2 separate regions of the Homo sapiens genome follow, and region 1 is linked to region 2. A link is a contact called in ENCODE Hi-C or POLR2A ChIA-PET data. All regions are on one chromosome and are shown on one strand. The core of a region is the stretch at or near the end of the contact, and the rest is flanking DNA. Distances in the headings are between cores, read along the strand shown.

Region 1 (6,237 bases), core at 2,524-5,023, 140 kb before region 2:
AACACTTCCTTGGCAAAGTCACTGAGGATTAAATGAGATGCTATAGGCCAGGCACAGTGGCTCATGCCTGTAATCCCAGAACGTTGGGAGGCCGAAGTGGGTGGATCACTTGAGGTCAGGAGTTTAAGACCAGCCCGGCCAATATGGTGAAACCCCGTCTCTACTAAAAATACAAAAATTAGCTGGGTGTGACGGCAGGTGCCTGTAACCTCAGCTACCTGGGAGGCGGAGGTTGCAGTGAGCTGAGATGGTGCCACTGTACCCCAACCTAGGCAACAGAGCAAGACTGTCTCAAAAAAATAAAAATAAATGAGATGCTATAGCTGGCTCATTGGCATGTGTTTATTAAGCCCACAATATGGTCCCCTAAAGAAGATGGAAGAGAAAGAGACAAAGACCAGTCTAAAAGAGGCCATTCCAATAACCAAGGATACCATTCTGTTTCCCTACATATTTAAATGGGAGGTAAGTCCATTGATCCACGTGAATGTGCTGGTCAGTTGTCAGTAATATGGAGATGCGGACGTCAAGAGAAAAGGCAGTATTTAGACTTACTACATGGTCCCTAAGTGTCATCTACAAATCCTCCCAAAGACACAGGGGTACCTCAAAAACCACAATTACTTTTGCGCCAACCTAATACAAGGTTACAGCCTAAGACCTATACAGTGGCCTTGCATTTTTACCCCAGGCATAAACTGGTGAGTCATCCCACTGATCCTATGGACTAGGTGATAATTTAAGATGTAAATTAGAAGTGGTTCACTGATGAGCTTAATCAATGGTGATAATTTTCATAAAAACACAAGGTGTCAACAAATAGCCATTACAGACAAAAGTACAGACCCAAGAATCTGTCTCCTTGACAAATATACAACTAGCTTCCCAGACTTCTGAGCTCACAGGCATGCACGTTTGAATGGGATGGAATTTAAGGGAAACCCTGCGTGCATCTCCGTGGTGGAACCAATGGGAATCAGGCACTGGTCTAAGGGACGTCCAGTTTTGTGTTTCTACAATGCAAGTCAGATGTCCCCTCCTAGCCAGTGTAGAATATGCTACCATCATCTCCATTGTCTGCTTTTTTGCAATGATTGCACATCAACTTACAATCTACGGAGAAACAATTGGTGACTTTCTCAACTAAGCTGCCCGACAAGGAAGGACTAACCAACTGTGTAAACTCAGACCTGAACTGCCCATTTCTATTCTCCAATTCAGCAGAATTTCTTCTGATTACATGCAACTAAGCTGCACCTCTCCTATCAAGCAACCACACGGCTTCTAAAGTAGCAACCACAGGCAGGAAAGCATTCTAAACAAACCACAGTTTACTTCCTTGTCCTTCAGCCAGTTCATCACCACCTCGGCCCCAACCCTCTGCTAAGAAACATCAGCCAACAGCACAAGCCCTGCAAAATAACTTGCTGCCTTTGGAAAAAAAAAAAGGCAAAAGAAAAGCACTTGTTACTATATTGAATTGAGACATAGGAAACAAACAGTAATTCAAACCCACAAATCAGCCTGTGATCACAAATGAGATAATAAAATAAATACCTGAGTTTTGGGGAAGACATATACCATAAACCCCCTCTGGGGGTTAGAGGAATTAACCAAACATTTCTTTTAAGACATTTGAGTATATGCCTCTTTGCTTATCCAAGAGAGATGGAATTGTAAGCAGGTCAGACACTCCCAGGTGGATTAGCAGGTGGGAGCAGTAAGAAAGATTTCCACCCTAACTTGCTTTGCTCATGTCACAGAATCATGCAAAACCTCCCCCTCTTCTGGGAGAAGGGGCAAAACCCCTGGCCTGGCTTCATAAAGATATTTCTTCAAATACCAACATGGCCCCTGATTCTTAGAAAGAATTCACTGGATATTTATTGAATTTCCAGTCCAGTCTCCATCTCGCCCTCCCATAAGTTCACCTTCCAGATCATTCTATGTTTACCCACATATGCCAGGACCAGCTCACAGCACAGGCCCAACATGGGACACACCTCCCCCCAACACATCCACATTCTCCCGAAGCCCAACTCAAGCGCACGTCCTGGAAGCAGAGGCATCCCTGGCCATGTCACAGTTTCTTCCACAAACCTTTGGATCTATCTTTTGTATTTTAAGTCTTGGATTTCCCATAAGAGATGTCAACCATACTCCCTCCATACCTTCCAGATTCACAGGCAAGAGAAGCCACTAGGCTTCCTGCAAAGAAATTTCTCAAGATCTGAGTAGGGACCAGGCTCTGTCTTAAATTTCTCCAAGTGAGATCCACATGCGTGGCCCTTGCACGTACTGCTATCATCTCAAAGGCCACCTGGAGTGACCAGCAAGGACTGTATTCATGGGTGACACTGCACCAGGTGTTCCTAAAAGACAGTAGTTCCCAGAACAGGCAGACAGAACCTTCACTCCTGATTCACCCCTTGATCAAACCTTTCACCTATACAGTCCCTGCTACACACTAAGTTATGCCCCCACCACACCAGCCAAATTCCTATATTGAAGCCCTAAACCACTCTGTGATGGTATTTGGAGATGGGGCCTTTGGGAGATAATTAGGACTTGGTGCAGTCATGAAGGTGGGGCCCTCGTGATGGAATTAGTGGCCTAAGAAGAAGGGCCACCAGAGGTCAGTCTCATTGTCTCACAGGAGAACACAATGGGAGAAAAGGTGACTGTCTGCAAGCCAGGACCTAAGCAGGTCCTCTCCAGAACCTGATCTTGACAGGATTCTCCAGAATCCTGGTCTTGGATTGCTAGCCTCTAGAATTGTGAGAAGATAAATTTCTGTTGTTTAAGCCACTAAGTCTATGATATTTTGTTATGTGGCCCGAGCTGACTGACACAGTCCCCAAAGTACATTCCTCTCCAAAGTCTCGGTCTATGCTCACGAGGTAGGCATCTGGCCAGTGAAGTCATCGAGGTTCAGGTAAGCAGACATCCCTCTATTTTAGGTCCAGCATCCCATGGCTGGTCCGTGGCAGGGGTTGAACAAGGAGCAGACCCTGATATCCCCACCGCCACACCTTTGTGTCGCTTGGCTGATGCCTAGGAGGCCCTCTTTTTCCTCTGCATCTGAATCCTGCTTGTCTGCCCATGATCAGGCCCAAATCTCTGTTTCTTGCAGCCAACAGCTCCTCCCTTTCTCAGCTGTCCTGGCGAGGGGCTCACACCCTGGGGTCAGAGTCCCAGGGACACACAGACAGCTGGGGTCCAAATCCCAGCTCTGCCACATCCTTTCATAGAACTTGAGGCAAATCCTAACCCTTTCTGTGCCTCCTCTGTTAAAGGTGGGCAAAAACTATTCCCAGCTTCTAAGGCTTTTAGAGAGAATCTGAGTCAATGCATGCAAAGTTCTTCAAACATGCAAGGCACATCATAAGAACTCTGTACCACATTACTTGTTTTGGGAATCAGAGCCAATCTTTTAAGTCCTCGAGTCTCAGTTTTTCTCATCTGTAATATGGGAATGCATATATATGGCACTATGCCAAGCTAAGAAATAACCAAAAGTAGCAGCTCTTTCTATTAGCAGCAGCAGTGTGTCTCAGCCCTCACACAGAGGATGCTTGTTAACAGACTGAATTGATGATGGCCAGTCCACCCTCTTCCACCAAAGCACTTTCACCTTTGAAGCTATTTCTGCATTTTCAGAATGGGCAGGGCTGAGATCAGCCATGCTCTCAGAGATGCATTTTCACATCCTGCTGAGAGGGGCCCCTCCCAGGCCTCACTGCGCCCTAGTGTGCGCAGACAGCTTTGGGCCGGCGACCTGCAGAGCAGCGTGAGTCACTGACGCTCTCTGCAAACCAGAGGCCTCCGGAAACCAGCCCAGACAGCAGACTCACAAGCACCCTGCCACCAGCCATTTTATGAGCAAGACCTTGGGGCTTACGAGAAAGATGCCACACCACGTGCCAAACTGTCCCCAGCTCTTGGGATGAGTAGACATGGTGATTCTGAGACTCTGGTTTCTAGTAAAAGGGGCTCACTGGGAGGAGAGCATGTCACTGGCAGATCAGTTTGTGGCCAGGAAGGCACCAAGCCCCAAGATGGCAAGAGGAGCCACCTGCTTCGAGTTGAGCTCCTGGAAGAGAAATGCATCAGACGCCAGCCAAGCAACACCAGACAGGACATGCCCCCCAAATTAGCTTCCAGGGACCGTAAGACATCCTCCTAGTCCTCCCCCAACCCACCCTCCACCACTAGACTTCAATGATGCCTTTCAAACCCCAGATCCACATGCAACGCGAGGCCAACAGAGCAGTACCAGAGGCTGCTCTTCGGGACTGGAGACACCACTCAGGAAGATGTGAGGCAGGCAAACACATTCACCTCGAGTTCCCAGGGAACTGTGGGTGTGCAGGCGCCATGACCTCACACGTGTCATCTCACCGTGCCTCACCAGCAGGTCTGTTTGCATGTGCCATGTTCGTAGAAGCTTGGCATCAGATAGGCAAGCTTTCATAGGCACTGCCTTTCAGCTGTGCATGGCTCCTGTGGCCCTGGTGTTTTGGGAGGGAGTAGCATGAATCAGATCACAGAACCCCGTATCTTGAAACCCGTGACATTTTAACACCAACCTCTCACTGGTTGGTAATACCCTCATTAAGGCACAGACCTCATCTCTCTCATCTACTGCTGTATCCCCAGCACCTAGGACAGAGCCCAGCACATAGTAGGTGCTCAGTAAAAATCTCAAGGAGGAATGATTGGGCGAAAGAATAACTACCACCTCCTAATTGATAGGACTTGCCCAGAATTTTTCCGATCAGGTCTGGCTTTCAACTGTCTCCCAGAGCACAGCAACCTCCGCCTCCCAGGTTCAAGCGATTCTCCTGCCTCAGCCTCCTGAGTAGTTGGGATTACAGGTGTCCGCCACCATGCCCGGCTAAACTTTGCATTTTTAGTAGAGACAGGATTTCACCATGTTGGCCAGGCTGGTCTCAAACTCCTGACCTCAGGTGATCCGCTGGCCTTGGCCTCCCAAAGTGCTGGGATGACAGGTGTGAGCCACCACACCCAGCCTACATATATATGTTGTTAATCCTCACGGTCATCCCATGAAGTAGGTATTGACTGCCCCCATTACACAGCTGAAGAAACCAAGTCTCCGAAAGAGTAACAAACCCAGGCTCTGCAGCTATTATGTGGCAGAGCAGTGTGGCTCAGGCTACTTGTAGATAGAAATTCGTTTTCACTTACCACCTGGCAACAAGAATACGCTTCTCTGAATGCAGCTCAGCACAAACACTGGTCCTTGGGAGACCCTAGCTTTTATCAGGGTTGGGCAGTAGAAATCACCCACATGGTACACAAAGAAAAATGGGGGTGACAGTGTTGGCATCGTTGTTAGCTTTGGGTAACCTGTGGCGGGGAGCAGATACTGAGATTTAAGAAGCAAAGAGCGGCTTGGCCCCCTCGGGACCACTATGCCAAGCCCGGTACACATCTAAAAGGTGAAATGGTGCTGGTGTATTACAAGAGTTAAAGCCAAGGCCTGGGCTGCGCAGAGGAATGACTGGAGGCGCCCCGGCTTGCTTCCATTGGCAATGTTCTCCAGCAGAAGGGGAAAACGTAGGCTCAATTCCCACAAACCCACCAGCAACCGGGGTTTCTAGACCTCACAGAGCCCAGGCCTTCCTGTGGTATCAGTCTGACTCTGGCTTGGGGCCTGGGGGCATCTGCAGCCCACGTAAGCCATCCTCTCTAGAGAGGGTGTGACATCTTAGCTCCATAGCGGCGCCTGTCTGAAAGGGAAATTCAGGTCACCTCCAAGGGTGACAGGAGTCAGTGGCTTCCACAGCAGAAGCCTGGGTGTTATGACCACTTGCTGGCCGCCTCGTCGGAATTCCATCTTGATTGACTCTCCCTAGCTGCCTGCCAGCACCCACCCACTGTCAGGACCCAGGGATCCCACTTGGCCTTTAAGACTGAAGATGATCTGCTTCTCTCCCTCACTCTCCCCTAGTCCACAGTCTTCCTTAGTATACGCTATTCACGTCAAGCCTGCTCACGCCCCAGGGCCTTTGCACCTGCTGTTCGCTCTACCTGGACTCCTGCTCTTGCCTTAGACACCTGCTGTTCTCTCTACTTGGACTGCTGCTCTTGCCTTAGACGTTTGGAGGGCTCTCTTGATAAGACCTCTTCTCAAATGCCACCTCCCCTGAGGTGCTCCCCTTACTGGAACGGCAAGCAGGCCTCCGTGCCACCCCATCATGCCCTGTCCCC
Region 2 (6,404 bases), core at 3,770-6,269:
ATTCAGCTTCTGAACTGTCTGCTGACAGCCAGCACATCTTCCCCTTCCAGGGTGGGATCAGTGGCCCCATCAGGACTCCCACATCCTTGCCCACCGGGTCTTTCTGTCACTGTGTACTTGGTTGTCTCCTCCACTAGAAAGAAAATTAAGAGTCTTCTTTGCACATCTCTAGTGAATACGTTTGAAACCTAGACAGATAAAATGGATAATTTCCCAGAAAGATAGAGTTTACAAAAATTGACTCCAGTAGAAGTAGAAAGTGTAAAGAGACCAATTCCCACAGTATAGAGAAAGCCATCAAGAAACAACTCCACAAAGAAGCACCAGGTCCAGGCGGCTTCACAGAGGAATTCTATCACAGCTTTAGAGACCAGGGAGTCCCAGGGAGACAGAAATTATTCCTGAGCTTAGAAAAGGAAAGAAACCTAAACCTGATAGCACAAAAAATAGGCCAATATGAATATCACTCATGAATACTGAAAAATGCTTAAATATTATCTGATGCCACAACCACCTTAAGAAAATAATACACCAAGTGGAGTCCATACCAAGGATGTCTTCATATAAAGAAATCTAATAATGTATGCCAACACATTAATAGGTCTACGAAGAATAAGATCATATTTTTCCATAGATGCTAAAAAAGCCTTTGATATAATTCAACTCCCATTTGTAATAAAAACTCTCGGGGGAAAAAAGAAAGAACTAATACTTCCTTTACATAATTCATACACCTCAATTTTAAAGCCAACACTGGAGTCCTCCTCCAAGGCAAGGATGCCCACTGTCTTCACTATCATGTAACACTCTACTGGAGGTATTAGTTAATGCAATTAGACAAGAGAAAACAACAGAGGCACAATTAGAGGCAGTAGCTCAGAGAGGACAGGATCTGGGTCTCATTCCCCGTTGTGACCCTAGGATCTAACACAGAGGGTGCTCAATAGCTGAATGAGTAAATAAACAATGGCTCATATTAATTGAACACCTCCATTAACAAAAGCAAGGGTTTACTAAACCACTAGTAACAGATCACATGCTGTGTTGATTTAAATGGGTTAACCTATTCAAGGCAGGTAACGGTCCTATGAGGCAAGTGGTATTATTTCAGCCATTTTACAGATAAGCAGACAGATGTCCAGAGAGATGAGATGACTTGCTCAAGATCACCTTGTTGGTAAACAAGGTTTTCAATTCCAGCCCTGCCATGGTCCCAGACACCTTGCTAACTGGTTTGCATGTGTCTCTCACCAAATGAGAGAATGAGGACCCTAACACAATAGTTCAGAACACATGGTATGGAGCAACACTGCCCATTTTGGGAAAATTACTTTACCTCTCTGTGCCTTAGCGTCCTCCTCCATAAAACAGGGGTGATAATAGTGCCTGCCTCCTAGGGTTGGAGTGGAATCACATGGGCTAATGAACGTCTGCTACATGCTAAACTCCATAAAATGAGCATCCGACCTCCCCAAAATTCCCTAATTTACCTTCACCAATTCTATCAACAATGTCTGCCCCATTAGCAGTACCTTTCCTTCCTTGGTTTTTGCCAAGCTCGTGCCCAGAGTTAAGGATAGAACTTTACATGCGTCACCAATATGTTGCCATCTGGGACAAAACCTAATAAAAAGATTAAGGCTAGTGTTCACCCCTGAGGAGTCCCACCATACAGAAGCAAAGAGAGGTGACTGCTATTAACATCTGGGTGACCCAGAGCCAGATGCACATCTGGGGCAGTTCACATTAGCCTCTTAAAGCTTACCATGTCCCTTCTCTTTTTTTGTCTGGTTTGTTGGTTTGAGACAGGGTTTCGCACTGTCCCATGGGCTGGAGTGCAGTGGCACGATCACGGCTCAGGGCAGCCTCGAACTCCTGGGGTTAAGAGATTCTCCTACCTAAGCCTCCGAGTAGCTGGGAAGCTGGGTCTACAGGCATGCGCAACTAGGCTAGGCTAATTGTTTTATTTTTTTATTTTTATTAGAGATGAGGTCTTGCTATGTTGCCCCAGCTGGTCTTGAAGCCCTGGACTCAAGCAATCTTCCCACCTCGACTTCCCAAATTGTTGGGATTGCAGGCATGAGCCACCACTCCCGGCCACAGCATCCCTTCTCTTTCTGGGTGCTAACTCTTCTGTGCTGCCTACTTCTCAGCAAAGAGTAAGTGCTTTCCAGATTCTGGAGTATTACTCTGTACTCCTTAAGTGTGGGCTTCATGTAGTAATGCCTTCCAAAGAGTTTGAAGAAACTGAGAAAAGCTACCTCTACTGGGTAATCAAGGTTAGCATTAATGATAAATGACATGGATAGTATACTTTTTGTTGTTGTTTTTTGAGACAGAGTCTCACTCTTGTCACCCAGGCTGGAGTGCAATGGTGCCACCTGCCTCACTGCAACTTCTGCCTACTGGGTTCAAGCAATTCTCCTGCGTCATCCTCCTGAGTTTCTGGAATTACAGTGCCTTCCACCATGCCTGGCTAATTTGTGTATTTTTAGTAGAGTTGGGGTTTCACCATGTTGGCCAGGCTGGTCTTGACCTCCTGACCTCAGGTGATCCGCCCGCCTCAGCCTCCCAAAGTGTTGGGATTACAGGCGTGAGCCACCACGCCTGGCTGGATAGTACATACTCTTGATACGATGTGATGAGAAGGGAGCTTTATCTTTGTGGGCTTCCTCCCGAAAACCTAGAGCCCTAGTCTAATGAAGGGACAGTCTACAATACAACCAACACTCCTCAAAACAGTGAAGGTCACATAAAACATTCCCAATCTGAATAAGGCATAAACCTCAGTTAATAATGTGTCAATATTGGTTTGTTGGTTACAATAAATGCACCATACTAATGTAAAACATTAATAACACGGGGAAACAGGGTATTGGGTATATGGGAACTCTCTGTGCTATCTTTGCAACTTTTCTGTAAATCTGAAACTGTTCCAAAAACTGAAGTTTTTTTTTTGTTTTTTTTTTTTTGAGAAAACAGATTCCAGGGCTTTCATTGTGGTCATTTAGATACCCATCTGGTGGCCACCAAGCAGCACTTGCCAAGAAAAACCATAAAAAGTACCTCCCTTCAGATTTGGCTTGGAAACTATTTCCCCGGAAATCCCCCCACCCCACCCGACAAGGAAAATAAAAGCTGATTACCAATCTGGGAGGGGTGTGAGTATTCGTTCCCTGAAAAACATGACTTTAATCTTAATGAACAGAAAGACCACGGATATTAGTGCGGATCGTTTGCAGATTCTTAATTGTATCTTTTCAAAGCAAAAGATGTCCTCCAGATTGCAACTCTAGAAGACTGGTCTCTTCTGTTGGCTAATTGTTTCCATCTCCAGCCAAGACACAAAATTATTACTAATGACCATCTCTGGGTATCCAAGGGAAGAGGATACCCAAAGCTAAAGCAAACCCCTCACCTAACGTGGCCAGAGAGGACACCGATGGAAGCGAAAACTTCATTATCTGCCTAACACAGTGTTTGTGGGAAACATCAGGCCACCAAGCCTCCTTGACAGGCTTCCTCCACGAGCCAGTCAGCACAAGCCCTTCCTACACACTAGATGGAGGCAAGCCCAGAGTGCGTCTGGAAGCTACTAACAGGCCTGCCACTGAGCCTTCAACAAGCATTGGCTGGGCTGGGCTGGGCTGTCAAAATCAGGAAGCCTGGTTGGGTTTTTTGTTTTTTCCAAGACAACCTGCTAACCAGAAATACACAGTGAGGTTGGGCGTGTGGCCGCTTCCCCCTCCTCCTCCTCCTCCCTCTAACGAATGCTCCTGTTAAACACGTGAAGTGACAGATAAGCATTGGGCCCAGCCCGGGGAAGTCCCCAGCCCCCAGCAACTGAGGGCAGTTGGAGGCACAGAGTGACAAAGTTCAGGCAGAAAGAGCCTGTGTCCTTCTGAATCCATGCTGCAGCTGCCCCTCACCCTACCCCATCCCACCACATCCATTAGGACTAAGCGTAGAAGATCACTTAATATAGCTCAGACCAATCCTCTTGTGAGTGGTAAGTGATGGGTTCAGCAGCAGAACCCAGGGAGGAAATGGGCCGGCCTTATAATACCAAAGGTTTTAACCCTCTCCAGCATCAGACAGACAACCTCTTCCTCAGTTTCAACACAAAGTCCCCGTCAACCACTGCTCACAGGAGGTGATGGGAGCTGCGTGGCCTCACTTCAGTGCCTGGAGGGAAGGAGCGGCCTCCTACCCTTGATAACTGGGTTCAGCTGCACCCCCCTTCCTTCTTTTTTTGGCAACTCCTCCCTGCTAACTCCATTCTTCGCTTCCTCACCTCCTCCCTCCAAAGGCACAGAAATCATGTCCCTTGCCCTTTGACAGCCCAGTCCCAGGCAAGAGGCCAGCAGACAGCACCCGCCCCCCAGCCTTGGGACCTGCCTGCCACCTTTTGTTTTGCTGAGAGTGACCCTCAGGGAGCAGTCATGAGCAACCAGAAACTGGTGCCCCTAAGGGGCAAGAGGGAGCCGACCGCCCCCTAAGGGTGGCAGGGGCCACTGACGCCTCCCCTCCCTGGCACCTGGGTAGGGGCACCCTCCCTCCAGGCCCCTTAGGAAGGGGGACGGCTGGAGCCAAGAGGACTCCTGTGCCCAGTCCCCAGGCCTGAGCCCCTGGCGGGCTCAGGGGCCAGGCCAGGGGTAGCCTCCACCGACCTTCGTTCGGATTCAAATACTCATAGTCGAAGAGGATGGAGAAGTCAAGCTCGTCTTGGGGGCTGCCCCCAGGCTCGTGGCCTGGGGCGTCCCCGCCGTCGGGTTGGGGCTGCCGCTCGGGGGCGTTCATGGCGCGCAGGGCGGGAAGGCTGCGGGGCCGGGGGCGAGGGCGGGCGCGGCTGGCTCTGGGACCCCTCGCAGTGGGGCTGGCGGAGGCGGCTCGAGCGGCGGGGTCCCTTTCCTCGTAGGGACGCACGCCGGGTCCGGGGACGGCGCGCCTGGCGCAGCGGGTCCTGGACGCGCCCGGGGAAGCTGAGCGGCGGCGGCGACGGCGGCGCGAGCTTCCTGCTCCGGAGGCACCTGTTGCAGCCCGGGGAGGCGGGGGGGGGGGGGGCGTGGAGGCGGGGACAGGGCGGCCAGGCCGGCGGGGGCGGGGCCGCCACCAGGGGACCGGAGGGGAGGGGCGCGCGGCCTGGGCTGGCCGGTGCCGGGAGGAAGGAGGCTGTCCGCGGACCTGACCACACTGTCCCGGGCCACCGCTGGGCGCTGGGGCGGCCGCTGTCTCCCACCCTCCACGGGTGAGTGCGACACGCGCTGCGCGAACCAGGGTCTAGACAAGAAAGCTGCCGCCACTAGGACTTTTGCCCTAAGGGACCCACTGGCCCCACACTTTTTCCTGCTTTTCTTCTCCATGGGGTGGAAGGGGGTATCCACCCCCTTCTATTGCAGACCCGTGTCTCCAGGCGTCTCCGTGTGCCCACGGGGGCGGCATGATTTTCACAGTACTTCAGACACCTGCATGGCCCTGAACTCAACTCCCCAGCGCCTAGGAAGGAATCGGACTGACAGCACTAGTCCCCCCCGTTACAGCTATGCCTCCTGGCCACCTACCACGTGCCAGGTGCTGGGCACCCAGCCGGAGCCAGACACTGTTGCCCTCGGAAGCTCAGGCTCTGGTAGTGGGAGAGGCCTGAAGGAGAGAAACAGGACAAAAAGCATCTGCTTATGGGGCCAGGAGAGAACTCACCAGGGTATGGGATAAAGGTTGGGGTGGCTTTAGTCCCTTGGGTGGTCAAGGAGGACCTCTCTGAGGAGGTGACATTTGAAGAAACCTGATTGATGAGGCGATCTTGGGGAAGTGTGTTCTGGCAGTGAGAACCAAAACACAGAGCCAGAGCTCGAAGGGGCTGGGTGTGCTGGAGGGAGAACGAGGAGTACAGTTCTGATGGGGCGGTTGGCAAGTGACAAACACGCCTGGCTGCTTGTTTAAAGCATGATTCCCAGGCCCCTCCCTGGAGCTTCTGATTCCATAAGTCTGAATACAGACTCGTGAATGTGTATTTTTAATTAAGCACCCAACGTGAGCATTAATGAACAGGTACATTTGGCAAACACTGCATAAGGACCCAGTAACTAAAGAACACCCTCCAATAAAACTCTGCCAGGGGGCTCCACCAACTTAGCTGAAGTTGGAAACAGACTCACAGAGGTAGAAAAGATCAAAACAGTGGTCTTCAACCCTTCCCACATATTAGAATCACCTGGGACACCTTTTTAAACTCCCGTGCTGGGCTGCAATCCAAACCCACTGAAGCAGAATTCCTAATTTTTTTTTTTTTTTTTTTTTTTTTTTTTGGAGACGGAGTCTCGCTCTGTCGCCCAGGCTGGAGTGCAGTGGCGCGATCTTGGCTCATTGCAAGCTCTGCCTTCTGGGTTCACGCCATTCTCCTGCCT

The links. A loop is a pair of places that touch in the nucleus more often than their neighbours do. ChIA-PET counts read pairs that join two places held with the same protein, here RNA polymerase II (POLR2A). Pooled maps may share reads with other maps.
Region 1: a map of B cell shows a loop between it and region 2 (5-fold over the local background). The contact joins the enhancer-like site here to the promoter of NFATC2 in region 2. A Hi-C loop is called at or near these places in 15 of 168 maps with a recorded cell type or tissue (B cell, CD4-positive, alpha-beta T cell, CD4-positive, alpha-beta memory T cell and 6 more), 35 of 37 single-sample maps with no recorded cell type and 20 of 50 pooled maps. POLR2A ChIA-PET finds 5 or more read pairs at or near these places in 23 of 52 experiments (CD4-positive, alpha-beta T cell, CD4-positive, alpha-beta memory T cell, CD8-positive, alpha-beta T cell and 14 more).

Annotation. Positions count from the first base shown.
Region 1 is chr20:51,401,043-51,407,279 of GRCh38, forward strand. All of the region lies in intron 9 of NFATC2 (nuclear factor of activated T cells 2), which reads right to left. Among named protein-coding and RNA genes, the nearest start is that of MIR3194, 49 kb to the right of the region's middle. RefSeq lists an enhancer at 3,845-4,004. Within about 2 kb of position 3,774, at least 6 of the 41 ENCODE cell types and tissues checked have a DNase peak (open chromatin) inside an H3K27ac peak, as active enhancers do; they include B cell, CD4-positive, alpha-beta T cell, CD8-positive, alpha-beta T cell and 2 more, where a contact is called at or near this core.
Region 2 is chr20:51,537,700-51,544,103 of GRCh38, forward strand. It overlaps NFATC2 (nuclear factor of activated T cells 2), which reads right to left and starts at 5,020. Exons shown (of 11, transcript NM_012340.5): 1 at 4,671-5,020. The coding sequence starts at 4,800. RefSeq lists an enhancer at 3,321-3,990 and silencers at 4,755-4,864, 4,875-5,034.